Linked DNA regions of Homo sapiens: region 2 is linked to region 1. Evidence: chromatin contacts called from ENCODE Hi-C or POLR2A ChIA-PET data. All regions are on one chromosome and are shown on one strand. The core of a region is the stretch at or near the end of the contact, and the rest is flanking DNA. Distances in the headings are between cores, read along the strand shown. Region 1 overlaps PEX1 (peroxisomal biogenesis factor 1). Region 2 overlaps FAM133B (family with sequence similarity 133 member B).

Region 1 (2,730 bases), core at 101-2,600:
AATCCAAAGAGGAGAAAAAATCAAAGTGGAACAATGTTTCGACCTGGACAGAAAGTAACTTTAGCATAAAATATACTTCTTTTTGATTTGGTTCTGTTAAGTTTTTTGATGGCTTTTCCATATGTTGTAACAGGAAAAAAATGGTGTCTATGAATTTCTTCTTAATTTAACAAATTTGGTTAATTTATAAAATCACAGATTGGTAAATGCTATAATTATGTAATGATCAGGATTGAGATTAATACTGTAGTATAAATTGGGACATTATAACAGATTCCATATTTTATTTCCTAAAATCTAAATTCAGTCTTTAATGAAATAATATTAGCCAAATGGTGGAACTAATTTATTTCTTTTGAGGAAAAGATAATAAAGAATGTAATTAAATTTAAATTTCTTGGAATTCCCAGTTGTATATTCATCACCTTTGTAGCATTTGACAAATTTTATGCTTAGCAGCTTCTTCACTGTTTTGAAATAAAATATCCTATTACCTACTGATACAATTATCTGTTCTTTGTATATCAAAAAATGTGAAATTTACACATAATTCAAATACATTTAATTATCCGCTCAACCAGAAATGAAATCACATCCCTCTACTATACTACATCCAGCTCCAAGCCCAAGATATTTAAATGACATCCATTCCTCTCCTAGTTCCAGTTATGATTTTATCTTGATATTCTCTCATATATGAACTAAATTATAAAGTTAGCCACCATCAATACAATCTGCGTATCTAATATCTTAACTATATAGTAATGGGGTAAGGGAACAGCAAAAAGGAGAACATTAATTAAAATATACAAGTAAGCCTGGGCAACATAGTGAGACCCCATCTCTTAAAAAAAAAATTAGCCATGCATGATGGTATGCCTCTAGTCCCAGCTACTTGGGAGGCTGAGGTAGGAGGATCACTTGCTCCCAGGAGGTTCAAGGTTCTAAACCAGCAAAGCTCAGAATCCCAGGGGATAGAAACAAAGACTTAGTGGATCACTAGTATTAAACTGAGACACGTCACCCTGCATTGCACTTTGTTTCTCAGTTCTTTGATGAAATCACTGAGCTGACATACCTGCCCTCTTTTCACCATAAAGTGAGTTTCATGATCAGAAGCAATGTCTATGGGATAGCCTAACAAACAATGTAAAAACCATTTAGTAAGTTCATGAAGGGTGGTGGTGGTAAAAATTTGGAGAACATACAAAACAAATACAATTCCAAGGTGTGTCCCCTCCAGGAAGGACAAATTGCTGCCTGCTCTGTGATAGAAGAGGATCAGATGTAATCAACCTGCCGTCAGACTTGGGCTGTTCTCTCCTGGGTGTGGACTTGCCTGGTTGGTCACTGCTGCTGACAAGTAGGCTGTCAATATAGCTGGGTTGTCATGTCAGCTGTGGTGAGGGGGAAGTCCACATTGTGGAGGCCACATCCCTGCACTCTTGGCCAATTTGACCATGAATCTTAAGCACTGGGGTGGCTGGAAAAGACAGCCGATTGACATCCATACAGAGGTCATCTTGACCACTTGATTAGTATAAGCACTGAAGGCTTTTAACTGAGCATTCACATAGGACACAAATATTCTGATTCTTTGGGCCCATTCCAAGAACTCTGGGCATACTTTTCCTCCAGACCTCATACCCAGTTGTGTTCTTTCCAAATTTCTGGTCATCTGGTTATGTTATTAGCCACTATCTGTGAATCAGCATAGATTTTTATATCAGACATCTCTACCTCCTGACAGAATGGAGGAGATATGTTACTTAACAATTCTGTTCCCTTGGAAGATTTCCTGTCTCCACTGTTTGTAAGGGCTACTCCCTCAATGTAGCAGTAATGCTTTCACTCTGATGGGAAGTCACAGTGGAATTCTGGGTCTCCAAGAATTAGTGTTAGTGCATACACAGTGTCTGATAATCCCCAGAGTGTCTGGTGCCCTTGGATCCTGTGAAGAAGGCTTGGAGAAAAGAAGATTCATGGCAAGAACTTGTGATGTGATGACAGGGCCTTTTCTCTGGCTCTTCATTCTTAGTCTGACCTAGGTGTGAGAATTAGGTCAGGGGCCATGACTATATTGTGGTGACTCAAACCAGGCCTTTGTTTACTAACTGGGAGATTTTTACATTGTAAGAATCAAGTAGGATCTTTGCCCATGTATTTTGGTCTTAAGAACACAAATGATATGGCTCCAATGACTGGAGGAACACCAGGGTCCTTGGTCTCACGCTGATTTAGATAAAACGACTGTCAGGCCTCTGAGCCCAAGCTAAGCCATCCTCCCCTGTGACCTGCACGTATACATCCAGATGGCCTGAAGTAACCAAAGAATCACAAAAGCAGTGAAAATGGCCTGTTCCTGCCTTAACTGATGACATTCCACCATTGTGATTTGTTCCTGCCCCATCTTAACTGAGCGATTAACCTTGTGAAATTCCTTCTCCTGGCTCAAAACCTCCCCCACTGAGCACCTTGTGACCCCCGCCCCTGCCCCTAAGAGAAAACCCCCTTTGATTATAATTTTCCACTACCCACCCAAATCCTATAAAATGGCCCCACCCCTATCTCCCTTCGCTGACTCCTTTTTCGGACTCAGCCCGCCTGCACCCAGGTGAAATAAACAGCCTTGTTGCTCACACAAAGCCTGTTTGGTGGACTCTCTTCACACGGACGCTCATGACATTTGGTGCCAAAACCTGGGATAGGAGGACTCCTTCAGGAGACCAG
Region 2 (2,857 bases), core at 23-2,522, 81 kb before region 1:
TCTTGTAATTGCTCCTGAAATGAAAGCTAATGCTGAGGCAAGAAGGTTGCTTGAGCCCTGGAGTTTGAGGCTGCAGTGCACTCTGATCCCACCTGTGAATAGCCACTGCACTCTAGCCCAGGTGACATAGCAAGACCCCATCTCTAAAAAAATAATAATGATAATGTGCAATTTTATGAAATTGTATTTCAGTGTAAATGCCTGAATGTGATTAACACCAGGCCAGGCGCAGTGGCTCGTGCTTATAATCCCAGCACTTTGGGAGGCTGAGGCGGGTGGATCACCTGAGATCAGGAGTTCCAGACCAGCCTGGCCAACATGGTGAAACTCCATCTCTGCTAAAAAAAAAAAAAAAAAAAAAAATTAGCCAGGCGTGGTGGCAGGTGCCTGTAATCCCAGCTACTCGGGAGGCTGAGGCAGGAGAATCACTTGAACCCGGGAGGCGGAGGTTGCAGTGAGCCAAGATTGTGCCATCACACTCCAGCCTGGGCAACAAGAGTGAAACTCCATCTCAATCAATCAGTCAATGCTGTAACACCAGAAGACATAGAATCTTAAGAAAAAACAAAATGCAGGCTGTAGCAGGTGTATATTACATACGCCCTTCAAAAACCATACAGTGGCATTACAGTATATCTTAAAATCCTGCACAAGAGGCTTGGTGCAGTGGCTCAGCCTCTTGTGGCACCTGTAATCTCAGCAATTTGGGAGGCTATGGCAGGAGAATCAGTTCAGACCAGGAGTTACGACCAGCTTGGGCAACATAGCGAAACCCTATCTCTTTAAAAAAATAAAAAAATTTTATTTTTTAAAATTTAGTTTCTGGGCCAGGTGTGGTGGTTCACGCCTGTATCCCAGCACTTTGGGAGGCCAAGGCAGATGGATCACCTGAGGTCGGGAGTTAAAGACCAGCCTGGCCAGCATGGCAAAACCCTGTCTCTACTAAAAATACAAAAATTAGCCAGACATGGTGGCACAGACCCGCAATCCCAGCTACTCAGGAGGCTGAGGCAGGAGAATCGCTTGAACCGGAAAGGCAGAGGCTGCAGTGAGCCGAGATCACACCACTGCACTCCATCCTGGGCAACAGAGCGAGACTTTGTCAAAAAAAAAAAAATTTTAGTTTCTGTATTGTAAACAGATTCATCACATGAATGTTTAGCAGGCTATTCAAAAGTCGTGGAGGATGTACAGGGCTGTTCAGGACATGGCGTGACAGCATCCCTCATCTCTGCCTGGCTAAATATAGATGTAGTACATCTGCTGTCACCCTTAGTCATTGTAATAACAAGAATAACAATAAAAATATTGTTTCCTAGGTGCTCGGTAAAGAGAGCTAGTGAGTTAGTGATCTCTGTTGTGAGCTTGTGATCTCTAGTGCTTAATGTGTTATATTTTTTTTAGTCCTCATGCTTCCTTTTATTGTTAATTGCATTTTTATGTATTTGTCATGTATTTAATGTCGTAGTCACTTAGCAGCAAAACCACGCAATTCAACATTAGGCAAATTTATAAATATTGTTTTGTATGTAATGTATTAGTGTTGTATTATGTTTGTCTGCTACATGGTAGCAAGTTTAATATGAAATATCTCACATTTGGACTTAACATGTAATACGAAAGTTTATGAAAGCTTTGACAACTTTCAGCTTATTTATTCTTATTTTTTTAGAGGCAGGTTCTTGCTCTATCGCCCAGGCTGGAGGGCAATGGTGCAGTCATAGATCACTGCAGCCTGGAACTCCTGGGCTCAAGTGATTTTCCACTTCACCCTTCCAAGTAGCTAGGACTACAGTCACATGCCACCACACCCCACTAATTTTTAACAAAAATTTTTTTGTAGAGGTGAAGTCTTAACTAGGTTACCCAGGCTGGTCTTGAACTCCTGGCCTCAAGCAATTCTCCCACCTTGGCCTATCAAAGCGCTGGGATCACAGGCACCAGCCGCTGCCCCCGGCCTCAGTTTAATTTAAATCCAGTGTACCACACTCAAAAAGATTGAAATAAAATATAAATGGGATGATAATTCTTACTTAGAATTTTAACCTATTGGCTTTATACTAACTACACTGAATATAGAGCTACCATTTGTTGAGCACCATAGAGTGAGAGAAATACCTGCTGTATTTTAGGCACTTCCCCTTGAGGGTGGATATTATCTACATTTTACAGATGTTGAGAGTAAGATAGGATTCAGACCTTGGAATCTATCTCATTTCAGAGCTGATGTTTTGTTTGCCTGTTTTGAGACAAGGTGTCAGTCTGTCGCCCAGGCTGGAGTGCAGTGGTGCAAACAGGGCTCACTGCAGCCTCAACCTCCTGGGCTCAAGTGATCCTCCCATCTCAACCTTCCAGTTAGCTGGGACTACAGGCACATGCCACTGTGCCCAGCTATTTTTTCTTTTTCTTTTTTTTTTTTCTTGGTAGAGATGGGGGAGCTCTCACTATGTTGCTCAGGCTGGCCTTGAACTCCTGGGCTCAAGCAAGCCTCCTGCCTTGGCCTCCCAAAATGCTGAGATTACAGGCAAGAGCAACCACACTCGGCCTAAAGCTGATGTTTTTTTCCACTGTACCACATTTTTTTAGGTGCTGAAAGGGAATATAAGAGAAGCTGTCTAGAGATTTTACGTCTTAATTGTCCTTCCTTTATGTTTTTTATTGAAACCTCATTGAGATATAACAGGAGTTATTTTAAATGTCCTGTGATTGTCAAAATGTTTTTTACATTTAAATTTTGAAGATGCAAGATAGAGAATGAAAGAAAAATGCCTTGAGTACAAATTACATGTTTGTCTTCTGTTCTCCACAAAAATTTAAACTTTCTAGGTGCGAGCAAAAAAGAAGAAAAGCAGTGAAG

What was found. Hi-C counts contacts between places; a loop is a spot of excess contacts on that map. ChIA-PET counts read pairs that join two places held with the same protein, here RNA polymerase II (POLR2A). Pooled maps may share reads with other maps.
Region 2: a loop to region 1 is called in a map of K562, with 2.6 times the contacts of the local background. The contact joins two enhancer-like sites. A Hi-C loop is called at or near these places in 2 of 168 maps with a recorded cell type or tissue (K562 and tibial artery) and 2 of 50 pooled maps. POLR2A ChIA-PET finds 5 or more read pairs at or near these places in 2 of 52 experiments (OCI-LY7 and activated naive CD4-positive, alpha-beta T cell).

The regions. Positions count from the first base shown.
Region 1 is chr7:92,484,796-92,487,525 of GRCh38, reverse strand. PEX1 (peroxisomal biogenesis factor 1) reads left to right here. Exons shown (of 24, transcript NM_000466.3): 24 at 1-501. The coding sequence ends at 69. It also overlaps a transcript of GATAD1 not described here. Among named protein-coding and RNA genes, the nearest start is that of ERVW-1, 8.2 kb to the right of the region's middle. Within about 2 kb of position 1,350, at least 2 of the 41 ENCODE cell types and tissues checked have a DNase peak (open chromatin) inside an H3K27ac peak, as active enhancers do.
Region 2 is chr7:92,566,031-92,568,887 of GRCh38, reverse strand. It overlaps FAM133B (family with sequence similarity 133 member B), which reads left to right. Exons shown (of 11, transcript NM_152789.4): 10 at 2,827-2,857. Among named protein-coding and RNA genes, the nearest start is that of FAM133B, 23 kb to the left of the region's middle. Within about 2 kb of position 1,272, at least 2 of the 41 ENCODE cell types and tissues checked have a DNase peak (open chromatin) inside an H3K27ac peak, as active enhancers do.